2 separate regions of the Homo sapiens genome follow, and region 2 is linked to region 1. A link is a loop called in an ENCODE intact Hi-C map of the cell type or tissue named here. Cell type or tissue: ascending aorta. All regions are shown on one strand. Each heading gives the region's core, and the rest is flanking DNA. Links, peaks and the distances in the headings are about the cores only. Region 1 overlaps SNAP25 (synaptosome associated protein 25). Region 2 has its middle 83 kb from the start of MKKS.

Region 1 (7,810 bases), core at 2,752-7,751:
ACTATGCAGCCATAAAAAATGATGAGTTCGTGTCCTTTGTAGGGACATGGATGAAATTGGAAATCATCATTCTCAGTAAACTATTGCAAGACCAAAAAATCAAACACCGCATATTCTCACTCATAGATGGGAATTGAACAATGAGAACACATGGACACAGGAAGGGGAACATCACACTCTGGGGACTCTTGTGGGGTGGGGGGAGAGGGGAGGGATAGCTTTAGGAGATATACCTAATGCTAAATGATGAGTTAATGGGTGCAACACACCAGCATGGCACATGTATACATATGTAACTAACCTGCACATTGTGCACATGTACCCTAAAACTTAAAGTATAATAATAATAAAATAAAAAAATTTAAAAAATAAATAAATAAACATATACACTCAAATAATTAGCAGTTTCACCTTATTTATTTTTTAAGTTAATAATTTGTAACTTCATGTGGGTGGAAAAAGAGACATTACAATGGAGGGTAGACTTAGGAAAGATTTAGAATAGAGCCTTTTCCCCCCGAACAATAAAGCAGTGACATAAAGACATGGAAAATAATATATACAAACCTGGAATGAAAAAGAGAAAACATGAATAACAGGCTTACATGAGTGATAAATTGCATTGTACTTTGATGAAGAAAATCTAGAGATATAATTTGCTGAAATCTTCATAAAAATGCAAAAATATATCTTCTTTAGCACAAATTATCTCCAGAATCACCTATGTACTATTCTCCGAGAAACAAAGCAGAATAGAATGTCTGTTTGACAGATTTCCCCATGAGACAGTTAATGTTCTCGGCTAAGACATTTCAATTATAGCCATACCACAGTAAATGCTGAATTCCTCAGTTAAACAAGGATAGACTGGGTTTTACCAGATGTGTGGTGAGTAGATAGACACTGATGAGAAACACGCAACTGTAAAACCCCCGAAAGTAGGTGGTTTCTGGCCGGTCTTAAATGGTACACATTTCATTTATAGTATAATAGGAACTTAGGACCTTTTTTTTTTTTTTAATTAGGCAGTAGAGACACAGAAGGACCTTTCTAATTGACAGATGAGCATGTCAACAGCTATCTTAACTGCCATATAAGTGCATTTTAATTTTGCCTTTACTTGTTTAGATCAGTAACTGCTTTGAAATTTCTCTTCATTTATGCTCTACTAATTTTGTTTATGCGTGAGCACCAAAAGTGTTGACTATTTCTACCTCACAGCAGCACGGGAGCCTCAAGAAACAGCCATTCTTCTAAAGAACCATCTCAACCACTGTTGGGTCAGGCCAGGCCATTCCAGGTTGTCCAGTTAAATGATTGCACTAGGAAATTTCCTATGGGATTCTTGCTTTATACCCAGGTATCGGGAGACACCAAGGAGCACTGAGCATGACAACCAGACCTGGAAACGTACTGAGCCCTGGAACTTTCATTCCTCTAGAAAATTTGTCACCAAGGGAAGTCCCCAAATGACCCTGGCACTAATGTGGGCTTTTACCTGCATATCTCTTGTTCCTTTTGCTGGTCTTTGCTGAGTTGTATGTCTGTTTTGATGCTGAAGATGTGACTTTTGGGAAAATCTCCTGGGATCAGCTCCAAACTAAACAGTGAAATATTTGACTACTGTCTGACAGAAGAAAGACAAAGTAAATTCCTGTCCGGAGAGTCAGCTATCTTAAAAGGTTCATGGCACTACAAGGTGGCATCTGAAAAACCATCTCTCTAGCTAAAGTCCATTCACCAATATCTGTTATGAATGACTAAGGCTGTACTTAGTCATGATAGCCACATAGGGCTATTTAAATTTAAATAAATTTCTATATGTTCATAAATGCTAAGAAAAATGAAATTCATAGAGGCAGCATCTTGTAACTGGATATACTCATGAAGGCTGCATACTAGATTAATAGTATTAATGCTTACTATTCTTCTACTGATTTTTACTAGATTGAGAATACTAAGGGCCCCATGTTGGCTTACTTAGGAGAGATTAGTAGAAATTTTGTTTTCACCAGTCATTGGAAAAATATTAATGGAAAACATTAATATAGATCCTTGAGGATTCTGTCATTGGTGGATCTATCACAAATAACCAGTGATCCAATATCATGGCAAAAGAAAGCCCAAGCTCTGGCCCCAACATATAGTGTCACCTACCTGAAGACCCCCTCCCTACTCAAAATGTTATTCTCCTCCCAGCCCCCAAGAATAAACAGAAATGAGCCAGAAAACAAGCTTAGGGAGATCAAAAGCAGTCAACACTGGATGGTGCGTTGCATCAGCCTCAGAGATGCTGCTGTTCATCCCAGAATGAGATGCTTATAAGCATTTCCTGAGAAGCATCTTCACAGAAATCATTGAAGTGCCATGAAGTCCCAATATGCCAAACATCTCCACAAACATAACTCAGTACACTCTAAAAATTAATATTATTGCTAGAATTTCTGCAACAAAATGACTCCACAATATTTTTTAAATTAAAGGTTTGACTTAGAATTCTTATGTAAATATATATTCAACTGATATTGGTAGTTATAAAATAGTGTTCTGAATCAACTATTTTCTGAATAGTTTTCTGAATCAAATTCAGCTTCAGAGTTTTCTCTTTTAGTCAAAACTTTGCCAAATTAAGCTGGTAACCGATGGCAGAGCCCAGCTTTCTGAAATATGGATTTAGACGTGCCTGTTTGTTTTTCCCTTTTTAATATCAATTATCTAATTCATAGGTCCAATACCTGTGCACCAATTCACATATATATGTTACCTCCTAATCTCTGGAAGCACAGTGGATGGGTCCCTAATATCTTGTCAGAGAGTTAATATTTTGGCCAAAAAAAAAAAAAATTATCAACTCGCTTTGTAACTTAGGAGAAACTCCTCAAGAAAGACAAATAATTGCATATGTGTCCCCACGCCATAATCTATGCTTATTTCAGCTGTCATTAGCTGGGGGCAGCATCTCTCCTTCTGAGTCCAGATGCCTCCTCCAATCCATCTCAAGCCTGCATTCCCAGAGGCCATTAGCAATTACTTGATTGGGATTTGGCATCCCTATTGTCTGTATATATAATGGTTCTTCATCTGATGATGAGTTCCTTTCCCCACACCAGTCCCTCCACTTGAATATTTACCTTGATCTACAGACTAATTTATTGCATTCTTAAAAGGAAACTGGAGTGAAATCCTTAGAAAAGAAAAAAATCTTCTTGAATGTAGGGGATTGCCATATATATAGCCTTTTAAAAATTTTTTTTAATTGTAATTTTTATTTTTGGGACGGAGTTTCGCTCTTGTTGCCCAAGCTGGAATGCAATAGTGCAATCTCAGCTCACTGCAACCTCCACCTCCCAGGTTCAAGCAATTCTCCTGCCTCAGCCTCCCAAGTAGCTGGGATTACAGGCGCATGCCACCACGCCCAGAAATTTTTTTTGTATTTTTAGTAGAAACATGGTTTTACCATGTTAGCCAGGCTGGTCTCAAACTCTGGACCTCTGGTGATCTGCCTGCCTTGGCCTCCCTAAGTGCTGGGATCACAGGCATGAGCCACCACACCCAGCTATATTTGCGGATTTTTTTTTTTAAGCCATCACTGTGCCTGTATTTATTCGGCAAAAGTTCTCCTGCACTACCTTATTATCTCCTCCAGGTATTCAATGCTGGATAAACAATGAAATTTTGTTTTCACCTGTCATTTCAAAAGCATAAGAGAAATAGCAGATTCCTCATGAACTGAATTCTGTTCTTTAGCCTCACGAAAGAAAACACAGTAGGCTTTTATTTTCCAAATTCACAGTCTGGCAGTTTGGGTCACTAGTGAATGTATCTTAGTTTTTTTGGAAGCACAATTTCCACTGTATAACTTAATGTGAAATTGTGTTTAAGTGATAATGTATGCCCTTAGGCTGGAAATGTACTTATCAGTTGTATTCTAGGCATGCCTTTATTCCAGGAGGCACAGGCATGCATGCATGAAAATACAGATGAAAAGAGGAATGGAAATGTAATTAGGTTTTGTAATTAGCCAGCGAAGACATCCATTGCTGCCTTCCTTTAATGGTCTTTTAAAGCTGTTTTAAAAATCCTTTCATTGAACTTGTAGTTATCTCAATTTGGTGATACAATTCAAAAAAATTAATCAAGTTGGTGTATGTAACCTTGGCAACCTAGAAGTATGATTCATTTTTATGACTATTGATCTATGTACTTAGATACACTAAGGTCAGCTATGCTGGCAGCAGTGACACCATATTGTCCTATGTTCCAATTCATAATCCTACTTCCAAAGAGACATTCATTCTCCCTGCTCTCTGCCTGGGCTTGGAGCATGACCCCCATTATAGACTTGGAAATCAGGGGGCAGAGAAGTGAAATGCCTTCCAAAACATTCATAGCAATTAAGTCATAGGATGATAGAGGAATTGCAATGTTCCAGGACTTACAATGTTGCTGTGTGGATGTTACTCTTTTTTTAAAAAACAGCTTTTACGAATTACATATGCACAATCAAGTGCAGACCATGGCTACCTCTGGCTAGACTGCCACTGCTAGGGGAAGAAAAGACATCCATACCCATTGCTTATGATTGCTGCTGCTGCTGTTGTCTCCAAAGAAGAAAATGGATTCTATTTTCTACCCTTATCTGGTTGAGGATGCTTAAAAACCAAAAGATGGAGATATTTTAAAGTTGAAGCAGATCCTTTCCTTAGTAGCGTTAAACTGGAATGCCTAAAACATAAACTAACACCCTGTTTTTTTTTCTCCTGGATTTCACTGGTGCCTGAGTAAGCGAATATGCTGTGCTGTTTTCCTGGACACTCAGAATCAAACAGGCCTTCCACCCCATCCCATCATGTTGAATTACAAAGTATTTTGAGCATCGTTTGGTTTGTTTCTTTCCACCCATACCTGTGTAGGGCAGCGGTAGCAGTCTTCAACAATGCATCCTCTTGGACAATGCATTGTAATATCTCTCTTTCAAATTCTGTTTCACATAGTCATTTCTCATGTTCTGTTGGAGACCCCCAAAAAATTCATTCCACACTGTCATCCCTTTGTCCTAACCAGAACAACTCGATCGTGTCGAAGAAGGCATGAACCATATCAACCAAGACATGAAGGAGGCTGAGAAAAATTTAAAAGATTTAGGGAAATGCTGTGGCCTTTTCATATGTCCTTGTAACAAGTAGGTACTGGGTACCAGCTCTAATCTGTGGCGTCCAGTTTTCTTTCTTTTTTTTTTTTTCTTTTTTAATGTCAAAGTGAATGTCTGAAGTTTTGTCTTTTTTTCTTTGTCCTTTTCCATCTGCTTCATTCTGTGGGGATAAAATACTTGTGTTTAATCAGAACAACTGGAACGCATTGAGGAAGGGATGGACCAAATCAATAAGGACATGAAAGAAGCAGAAAAGAATTTGACGGACCTAGGAAAATTCTGCGGGCTTTGTGTGTGTCCCTGTAACAAGTAGGTGCTGCCTGCCTGCCTGAAGCTTTGATTTCCCAAGGCCCATCTCCAAGCCTTGACAAGCTCATTCCTGCCAAGCTCATAGGCAGGATGAGCATGTGGCATGCAGAACAGATCAATACCGTCTCCAATGCATTCATCTCATAGCATAGATGATATTAGCAGGAGTTACTGTTGATGCATTAAAAATCAGGCATACTACAGTGAAAGCTTCACTGTCAGCAACTTTTATTGATGAACGTTTCAACATTTTCCAGAAAGTGTACCTTGAGACAGAGGCTAGCCTCAAGAAAGAGGCACCCAGGGAACTTCCTTTTCCCCAACCCCAAGAGTCAAAATTACAGATTTAGAAAAGGCTGCGGGTAAGTTTGGAAGATGAGAAACACATATGCGAAGGTTTGATTTTTTCCAAAATAAAAGAGACAGGTAATTTGGCCCAGGGAAGGATTCTATAAATTAGAGAATATGACAGAGATTCTCCCTTTCTACTGCCCACCAGTTGCCAAATTTTGTCAATAGATGCTGCCACTGCACCCAACACAGAGGCAATGAGCTCTTCAGCAAGAAGTGCTCAAGCCTTACTCAAATTGGACCCATCCCTCCCAAATTTTTCTCCTTGGAAGATCTACCCGTACACTGGCTGAAATGTTGAAATGTGTAGATTTTGCATGCACAACATCACAAAACATTCAACTGTTCTCAAGGTTCTGCAACGCTTTTTTGGAATGTAGCAGAAATGTGACATGTGGTTATAAAGGTTTGCAATGGAAGGAACCTAAAACTGAGGGTTCTGGAAGATTGTCTCATTTGACTAGTGGTGGAAAAAGAAATGCATGAGTGGATTGCCCAACATGCATTTGGAAAATTAAACTCCTTATCCAATCTCCCTCACCCCTCCCACTTCCCCCTTCTAAAAGAAGACTTTTTCCTAAAAGCTCTCCTGATCCTAGCTTTTAGAATAGAAATTGACGTCATTTTTAGCAGATTATATGACCATTCACATCCTTTAAACTTTGAGGCTGATTTAAAATATCCCACTTCCTGTTTAGGAGGGGGAGGGGCTCATATTGCAAAAAAATTAAAAAATTCTGCTTTTTAAAGAGTGATCTACAGTAAAGCCTGATTAACTGGAATCTAGCTAACTGGAAACCTCAGCTGCATGCTCTTGCTCCCTTCCATTTTTAGCAAAAAAGAAACAAAGAAAAAAAATCACATCAGAAATGTAAAATGGTTTTTCTTCCAGGGTAGTTTGCATTGTCTCACTTAGTCTCCATCCTCCTGCAACTTCCACATCTATGAGGACCAAACAATAAGAGTTGATCTTCACAGAAAAGGCCATCAAGCAATCAGTATAAATGATAACCAAGGAAAGATTCAATCAGGTCTTCTACCTTAAGACTTTCAGGCAGGAAAGTGGCTCAGGAGTCTAGCAAAGATATTCACTCATCATCCATGAAACAAAACTTTCCTCCATGGCCCCACTGTTCATTAAGAAAGTCATATAATTCATCAGAAAAAAAAAAAAAAAGCCTCATTACCAAGCATTCCAGTTAGTCAAGATTTGACTGTATATTCCTTTCAGTGGCAACTTGCCCCCAGGTGAGATTTCCATCCATTTCATGATAAATTCCAACAGATACATTTTCCCCCCTTCATCAACTGTGTGTGAAGAAAGGGTGAAGGCAGGGTCCCCTGGGATGGATTCTGATGTTCTAATGAAATGATGGCTCCTACGAATTCCACTTTTGAGTGGTCACTAATTTCCTTAATGCACAAGAGACCCTAAACTAAGCTTCAAAGCTTGACTGAGGTGTTCCCTATTGTGTGTAAATAATGCTTTAAAAACCATGTGTCACAACGCAGTGGCTGGTGGTGCCCTGGACTCTCTGAGGGCTTCGCCCTGTCTCGGCATGTTTCAAGGGACGATGGTAGATGTACGGCAGTGATGTGAGTCTATGTGCAGCATTGTGGGTGCAGTGGTTTGCCTTCTTTCAGAAACGCATACTTCCCACTCCTTTGACTTTGCCAAAGATGGTATAGCAGACATTTGACATAGCAGAAAACATCACAAAGTCCATATAACTTCTTTTAATCTGAGGAGGGAGGAGATGGGGAGTTGGAAAAATAAAAATTAAAAAAGCCAGACTCTAAGCCCTATTAAATTTAGTTTGGGGATCTCGTTTCATTGAATGGGTCCATGGCCCTTTGGTGCAATTAATTTTGACTGCACTAAGGCCTGCGGCATTATAGACTTGATTGTGGGAGTTGCTGAAATTCCATTGGTACAATTTTCCAGTTTGTCTCTAGGGTTGCTTGGCCCCCAGTCTGCAAGTATTAGAGCCAGTTTTA
Region 2 (7,810 bases), core at 916-5,915, 57 kb after region 1:
TTAGTGATCTATTGCCGCATAACAAATTACTCTGAAATTCATCAGCTTAAAACAACACACATTTATTTTCTCAGAGTTTCTCAGAAGCAGCTTAGCTGCATAGTTTTGGCTCAGGGTGTCTCACGAGATTGCAGTCAAGCTGTTTGCTGGGGCGACTGTCATCATTTTTCATATTCTTGGCTGTGTCATATAATGTTCAACAGAGTCTCTCTCTCTCTCTCTCTCTCTCTAGTTCTCATTTAGATTCTATATGAGACAGAAATTCCAGAGCCAATTTACTTTTGAAAAACCCCTCAAATTACCCCTAAAACACAGTCTATATCCCTTTCAAGATGTTGAACACAGTGAAAGGTCTGGTTAAAAGCTGGGGAGAATAGTGGGCTTAGAATCAGAGGACATGTTCTATGAAAAATTACATAATTTTAAATACAAGAATTATATTTAACTTAGCTACACAGACACACAGACACACACATACACACACACACACACACACACACACACACAAGAGGCATTCAGAGACTGAGGAGGCTGAGGGTACAAAGTTTCCTATCTCACCTTGACCACAGGACTCACTCTCAATTAGTGGATTAGCAGTTGCAATTTAAAATTTAAAAAGTTGTTTATTTATTTATTTTTGCCAAGTTGAACCTGCATACATGAAATACATTCATGATTTAACCCTGACATATTAATATTAAAAGGTAAAGAAGTTTTCAGATTCATCTTTAAGTGTTCTCTCAGATTTGATCTTATGCTTTCTCTGTCCAGCATTTCTGAGCTTTGCTCTGCTTGCTGATTGATGCTAACAAAGCAGGCCTCAGAATTGTTCTAGTATTAGAGCCACTGGAAGCCAAAGTGCTTCTTGCAGAATATAGTATTGTTATGTTGTATTCCAATCACACAGATAATACTTTAACACAAAATTATATTTGGTTATTTTAAGTTTATATTGATTAGGGTCATTACATTTAATTAAATTTACACAGCATGAAAGGCAATAGTGTCATGATCGCAAGTGTAAAAATCCAAACACACACACACACACACACATTTGATTCATAGGTTTTTGAATCAAACCTATCCCTTAATATTGGTTTGTTGTATGATCATTCTTCTAGCTACCGGCTAGTCCTCTCTGGCAGATAATCAATGGCACCTGTCAAAAGTTTAAGATGCATAATATTTTTTAAAAGTATTGTAGAAAAACAAGTTTAAGAAAAATTTCCTTGAGTTATTTTTCCCCAAACTGGAATACAGTTACATTTTAGCCAAAGCCCTTGCGTTCGCTTATAGAAGATAAACCTTCTGTTGCAACCAAGGAGACAATTCCAATCTATCTCATGAGCTGCATGGAAATCTGAAGGTCAAAAAACTCTGAATGTCTTTCTTCTGTTATCCTTGTTAAAAAATAATATATCCCATCTGGAAATTTGGAGCTTGAGTCCTCTGTGGTAAGTGCTTCCTTTGTTGTTATGTAATCTTTATTTTCTAAATTCTTTACCACTAGTTGTGTAAAGTTGGTCCTGATGTAGGTACAGACATACACACGCCTCGGTTAAGAGTAAAGGTTTTGAATAAGCTGGCTTCTCTGACCAGAATATTGCTAGAATGTAAGCACTGTGAGTACACAGGCCTCCATATATTTTGCTCACTGCTGTTTCCCTCGAGAAGTCCCTGGCATTTGGTGAAGGCTTGATCAATATTTGTTGAGTGTTTTTATGGTTGAAATCATTGTTTATGTTCCATTAGCTTTCACCATTTTTTTTTCATACCTCTGTATTAGTTTCCTAGGGCTGCCATAACAAATTACCAAAAACTTGGTGGCTTTAAACAACAGAAGTTTATTCTCTCACGGTTCTAGAGTTTGTAAGTCTGAAATCAAGCTGTTAGCAAGGCCACACTCCCTCCAAGGCTGTAGGGGGGTATTTTTCCTTGTCTCTTCTAGTTTCTTTTTTCTGGTGAAAAGATACATATATTTAGAATTAGCCAGCCAGACTCAGTTTAGATGATCCCAATTTTGTTGGCAACATCCAAAGCATCATAATCAGGACCCAGAAGAATATGTGCCTTCTTCTCTCTATCAGTCCTAACCAGGGTGTTGACCTTGGCCACATCAATGTCACAGAGCTTTTTCACAGCCTGTTTGATCTGGTGCTTGTTGGCTTTAACATCCACAATGAACACAGGTGTGCTGTTGTCTTCTGTCTTCTTCATGGGAGACTCAGTGGTCAGCAGAAACTTGATGATGACATAGTGGCCAAGCTTGTTTCTCCTGGGGGTGCTCTTTCGAGGATATTTGGGCTGCCTCTGAAGTCACAGTGTCTTGGTGGGCGGGGGTCGTGCAGATTTTCTTTATGTGTGTGTGTATGTGGCTGTGGACACCTTTCAGCACTGCCTTCTTGGCCTTCAAAGCCTTTGCTTTGGCCTTGGCTTTAGGAGGGACGGAAGCTTCCTTCTTCATCTTTGGCACCATCTTGTGAAAAGCTCTCTTCTAGTTTCTGATGTCTCCAGGCATCCCTTGGCTTGTAGCTGCACAACTCCAATCTCTGCCTCCATCTTCACATGGTCCTCCCCTATGTCTGCTTCTGCTCTTCTTTTTATAAGCACATTTGTCATTGGATTTGGGGCCCACCTAGTTAATCCAGGATGGTTTAATCTTGAGATTCTTCACTTAATTTACACCAACAAAGACTCTTTTTCCAAATAAGATCACATTCACACTCACACGTATCTGAAGTTGGAACTTGGACATGTTTTTCATGGCCACGATGCAACCCATTACAATGTCTAACTACCAATATTAAGATTCTATTCATTCAACACACATTTTTAAAATATCTATTATGTTCCAGGCACCAAATGGTGAGGATGCAAATATCAGCATGATGTGGCCACTGTCCTTCCTTAGCCAGATGACAACTTATCAAAGGTTTTTATCCTAATCCTTCTGTAATAAAATATATTTTAAATTCACATAAAAGGATATCTTATCTACTCTGAATCCCTTCGTATTAATTTTTCCATAAATTCTAAAGAACACTCTTCATTGTTACTTTTTCAATTGTCCTATTATTCATTTTTCAGATGTTATTAGCTCGAGGTCATTTCTTTCAAAAAATTTCATGATGTGAAACCATTTTAATTAGTTTCAACATATTTTCTTTCACCACAAGTCAAAGTACAGGAGCAGTAAACTTAGCAAGAACCCATTCATCCCTGTACCATTTTGTCATTAAGGTAACATCAATATCCCTCCGGCTGAGGTTAGCCATATCTTATCATGGCCTGGTTTCTTTGGAAAGCAGAGCCTGAGAACATATAGGTAGTTTATTTGGGAAATAATTCCAGGAAGCAGGAGTGTCAGATGGGGGCGGTTTGGAGGGGAACAGGGGATCAGGGAATCAAGAGGGAGAAACTAAACAGGAATACATTGCCAATTGAGCCCTCACAATGCAGTAACTGGTTTTTGCCCCCGTAAGACTTTCTGATTTTTTTTTTTTTTTGAGATGGAGTCTCACTCTGTTTCCCAGGCTGGAGTACAGTCACTGCAACCTCCGCCTCCCCAGTTCAAGCAATTCTCTTGCCTCAGCCTCCCGAGTAGCTGGGACGACTGGTGTGTGCCAGCTAATTTTTGCGTTTTTAGTAGAGATGGGGTTTCACCATGTTGATCAGGCTGGTCTCGAACTCCTGACCTCGTGATCCAACAGCCTCAGCCTCCCAAAGTGCTGGGATTACAGGCGTGAGCCACTTCGCCTGGCCTACTCCCTTACTTTCTTAGTAAACTTGCTTTCACTTTACTCTGTCATCTCACTTTTGATTTCCTTCCTGCATGAAGGCAAGAACCCATGTGACCTCCCAGGCTGCACCCCCTTGAGGTTCACCCTGTGAAAGAATGACTCACAGGACTCAGGAAAACACTGTACTTACAATTACTCTTTTCCCATAAAGGATACAAATGAATAGTCAGATGAAAAAACATATGATGGCAAGATCTGGAAGGGTCTTGAGCACAGGAGCTTCTGTCCCCATGGAGCCAGGGTCTGCCACCCTCCTGGTACATCAATGTGTGCACCAACTGGGAAGCAGTTCACACCTCATCATTCAGAGCTTTTATTGAAGTTTTATTATGTAGGCATGATTGAATCAGTCATTAGCCACATTAGCCTCAGTTTCTGGCCTCCCCTCCTCAGCAGGCAGGGACTGGGGCTGAAGGTTCCAACCCTCTCACCACATGGTTGATTTTCCTAGCTGCCACCCCCCATCCTGAAGCTCTCTAGGGGCTCTGCCAAAAGTTACCTTATTAGCATATACTTGGATATAGCAAAAGTGGCTCATTATGAATAACAAAAGACACTCCTGTCATTAAGGAAATTCCAAGAGTTTCTGAAACTCTGTGGCAGGAAACAGGGGCAAAGACCAAATACTTTTTTTTTTTTTTTGAGACGGAGTTTCAAAACTTGTCACCCAGGCTGGAGTGCAATGGCGTGATATTGGCTCACTGCAACCTCCGCCTCCCGGGTTCAAGTGATTCTCCTACCTCAGCCTCCCAAGTAGCCTAAATACATGTTTTGATTATTCACAGTACAACACATAGGGAGTGCTCACTGAACACTGACGATTGTTATTCTCGAGGTGTGGAAGCTGTGTCATAGACCACAATCATCACAACCACCCCTGGAACAAACACCTCTGCTGTGTTAACTTTTGAATTAAAAAAGTAAATCTTAATTTAAAAAAAAGAATTTTCAGGCCAGGCACAGTGGCTCATGCCTGTAATCCCAGTACTTTGGGAGGCCTAGGCGGGCAGATCACCTGAGGTCAGGAGTTTGAGACCAGCCTGGTCAACATGGTGAAATCCCGTCTCTACTAAAAATACAAAAAATTAGCTGGGTGTGGTGGTGCGTGCCTGTAATCCCTGCTACTTTGGGGGCTAAGATAGGAGAATCACTTGAACCGGGAGATAGAGGTTGCAGTGAGCCGAGATCGCGCCACTGTACTCTAGCCTGGGTGACAGAGTGAGACTCCGTCTCAAGAAAAACAAAATTCAGAGCAGAAGATTTGGAAATGTTACAGATCACAAGCTCTTTGGTTTCCCATGTAATAAAAATTAATACGGGGCCAGGTAGTTTTCCCAGTCAAGGTTTTTATTTTGGAGCTTGTGCTCAAGCTCAAGGAAGACAGTGGAGGTACAAGGACTCCCTGAAAAAGCTGGTTGGGGCTTTTTTATTAGGCAAAGCACGGGAATTAACATCAGGTGTAGGGTATGCAGGCTGGGTTGGGCAAAGCATGTGAGGGGTAGATTATTCAGTTAGCATATCTGGTTGCAATGTTTATCTTGAGTAATGGACCACCTGGTGGTCTGGCTGGCAGCAACAAAGCTGTAAATCAATTGTTCAGCATTCCTTCCCAAGGTGGGACAGTCCACAATATTTAGATTTCCTAAGCCAGTTTCTGGAATTCTTTACGTAAAAGGCATGGTTACATGTTATGAAAGCGCGGAAGAACGGCTGTTTTCTTTGTGTGACTAAAGCCTTGGGATTCGTGGGCATATCACCAGCGAGTGGTGTGGGTTTTGTGATCAGTGGAACTAGAGAAAAAGAAAAAAAAATATGTGAAGGAGGAGCTGCATCCCATTCCTATTCTATCTCAGAAATAAGTTAAAGCAGTACCAGCTCAAGTTAACTTCCTTTGACAAAATGTGGGAAGCAACTATATTCTACCAATGCTTAAAACAAAAAATAAAAACAATTATTTTTTCAGGGTGTCTAAATTAAGGCATTGAACTGAGGAAGGTTGGATTACCTACAAGTACAATAAACAGTTCTTGTACTTGAGGAGTTAAAATTCTAGGCAGGGAGAAATGACATTAACATGGCACTAAGCAGAATGAAGGATAAATAAGGGGTAAAAGAGTAAGTGAAGCACTATTGCAAGGCAGCTCTTGAGTACATTAATAAATGAATTCTATAAACAGTAAATGCCAATGAATAATGACTCCAGGTTTGGGAAATTAAGAAAGTGTTTACAGGAAGTTTCAGTACCAAGGTTGATTGGATTGAAACCTTTGTCAGGACAGCAAGAGGACATTGAAAGAAGCAGAAGTACGGGAGCAAAAATTTAAAGACAGGAAAGACAACGTGTGGTCCTGGGACGATTAGTTCACCCTTACTAGTGTTTTGGGTTTAAAACGAGCAACACAAAGCTAGTAATAGCAATATCCAAATTCCAAAGAATCTCATGTTTATTCATGATCTTTTCACTATGAGTAGACTGTGTTGATCTGTTAGCGAGTTTATTGTTTCAAAGGAGGAAAACATATTGAGGTCAGTTACAGAAATGGAATATTTGAAGTCGATGAATTCAAGGAAATATATTCAGGTCACCAATACCTTGTGCAGAAATAGATAAAAAGAAGAGGGTAAAAGTGCAAATTATTTACATTCTTGAAACCACAAAAGTGAACTGAGCCAAGAACACAGCTGGAATGTGACCCAGTGGGGTAGGGAGTCCCACAGAGCCTGAACACAAGCCCACTTAGGCTTCCTTGGTTAAGACCTGAACTTCCCCATCTGATAATGGGAAAAAACACATCCAAAGGAAGTAAATAGTAATTACATGTGGAGCTAGTGGTTGTCTTTCTAGTTCCACCTTGGGATTGAGGTTACAAAAGATAACGTAGAGAGAAAACATTCTAAAGTTATTTATAATAGAGTTAAATTGAACTTAATTAAATGTTTGTTTGAGAGTTTATGGGCCCGAGTGGATTTCTCTCCCTGACCTTGGTCAAAGTCAGTCTATAATAAATCAAGTGTAGCATATCTACATGGTAGTGCATATTCCTTTTTTTTTTTTTTTTTTTTGAGATGGAGTCTCACTCTGTCAACCAGGCTGAAGTGCAGTGGCATGATCTTGGCTCACTGCAACTTCCACCTCCTGGGTTCAAGTGATTCTCCTGCCTCAGCCTCCTGAGTAGCTGGGACTACAGGCACTCGCCACCATGCCCGGCTAATTTTTGTATTTTTAGGAGAGATGGGGTTTCACCATATTGGCTAGGCTGGTCTTGAATTCCTGACCTCGTGATCTGCCTTCCTCGGCCTCCTAAAGTGCTGGGATTACAGGCATGAGCCACTGTGCCCAGCCAGCAGTGCATATTCTATTGGTATTGCTACCTGAAGGAAGCTGGGAAATGGCAGGCTTATTCTTCTCTCCTTAGGATTATAGCCACTCCAACAGCCAGTGCACCCATAGAGAGCAGTGGGAAAAGCACAAAAGTCAATAGGAATGGCTAATCATTTCATTTAGCCTTTACAACACCAAGAGATAAGAAGAATAGACTTTATTGTTCCTATTTTACAGATGAGAAAACTGAGCTCCAGAAAGATTAAACAGTTTTAATAGTGATATCTCTTTTTAAAATCAAAGCATATAGGTGCTTTGATGCAAAACACAATGATATGAGCATTTCATAAATTAACATTTTTTCTATCTAGTTGATGAATATTTTCTTCTCTCTTTTTTAAAGGGTTTAAACATTTTCTTTTGAGGTTTGTTTTTTACTATTTTTGAGACAAGGTCTTGCTCTGTCACCCAGGCTGGGGTGCAGTGACGGCCATCTTGGCTCACTGAAGCCTTGACTTTCTGGGCTCAAGCGATCCTCCCAACTTAGCCTTCAGAGTAGGTGGGACTGCAGGCTCATGCCACCACACCCAACTATTTTTTTTTTTTTAATTCATTTTATAGAGACAAGGTCTCACTGGGCTGGTTTCAAACCAGCTTAGATTCAAGCAATCCTCCCACTTTGGCCTAC

The links. A loop is a pair of places that touch in the nucleus more often than their neighbours do. Peaks named below come from ENCODE experiments on the same cell type or tissue, not always from the same donor. Only the 100,000 strongest peaks of a DNase experiment are listed, where the experiment ranks them.
Region 2: it touches region 1 in a loop (2.2-fold over the local background); 7 of 110 quality-filtered maps call a loop at or near these places.

The regions. Positions count from the first base shown.
Region 1 is chr20:10,287,818-10,295,627 of GRCh38, forward strand. It overlaps SNAP25 (synaptosome associated protein 25), which reads left to right. Exons shown (of 8, transcript NM_130811.4): 5 at 5,344-5,461. Among named protein-coding and RNA genes, the nearest start is that of SNAP25-AS1, 72 kb to the left of the region's middle. In ascending aorta, for the core only: no CTCF peak of the experiment used is centred there; no DNase peak of the experiment used is centred there; H3K27ac peaks cover 742 bases.
Region 2 is chr20:10,347,153-10,354,962 of GRCh38, forward strand. It overlaps the pseudogene RPL23AP6. Among named protein-coding and RNA genes, the nearest start is that of MKKS, 83 kb to the right of the region's middle. RefSeq lists an enhancer at 3,714-3,943. In ascending aorta, for the core only: no CTCF peak of the experiment used is centred there; a DNase peak (open chromatin) is centred at 3,840.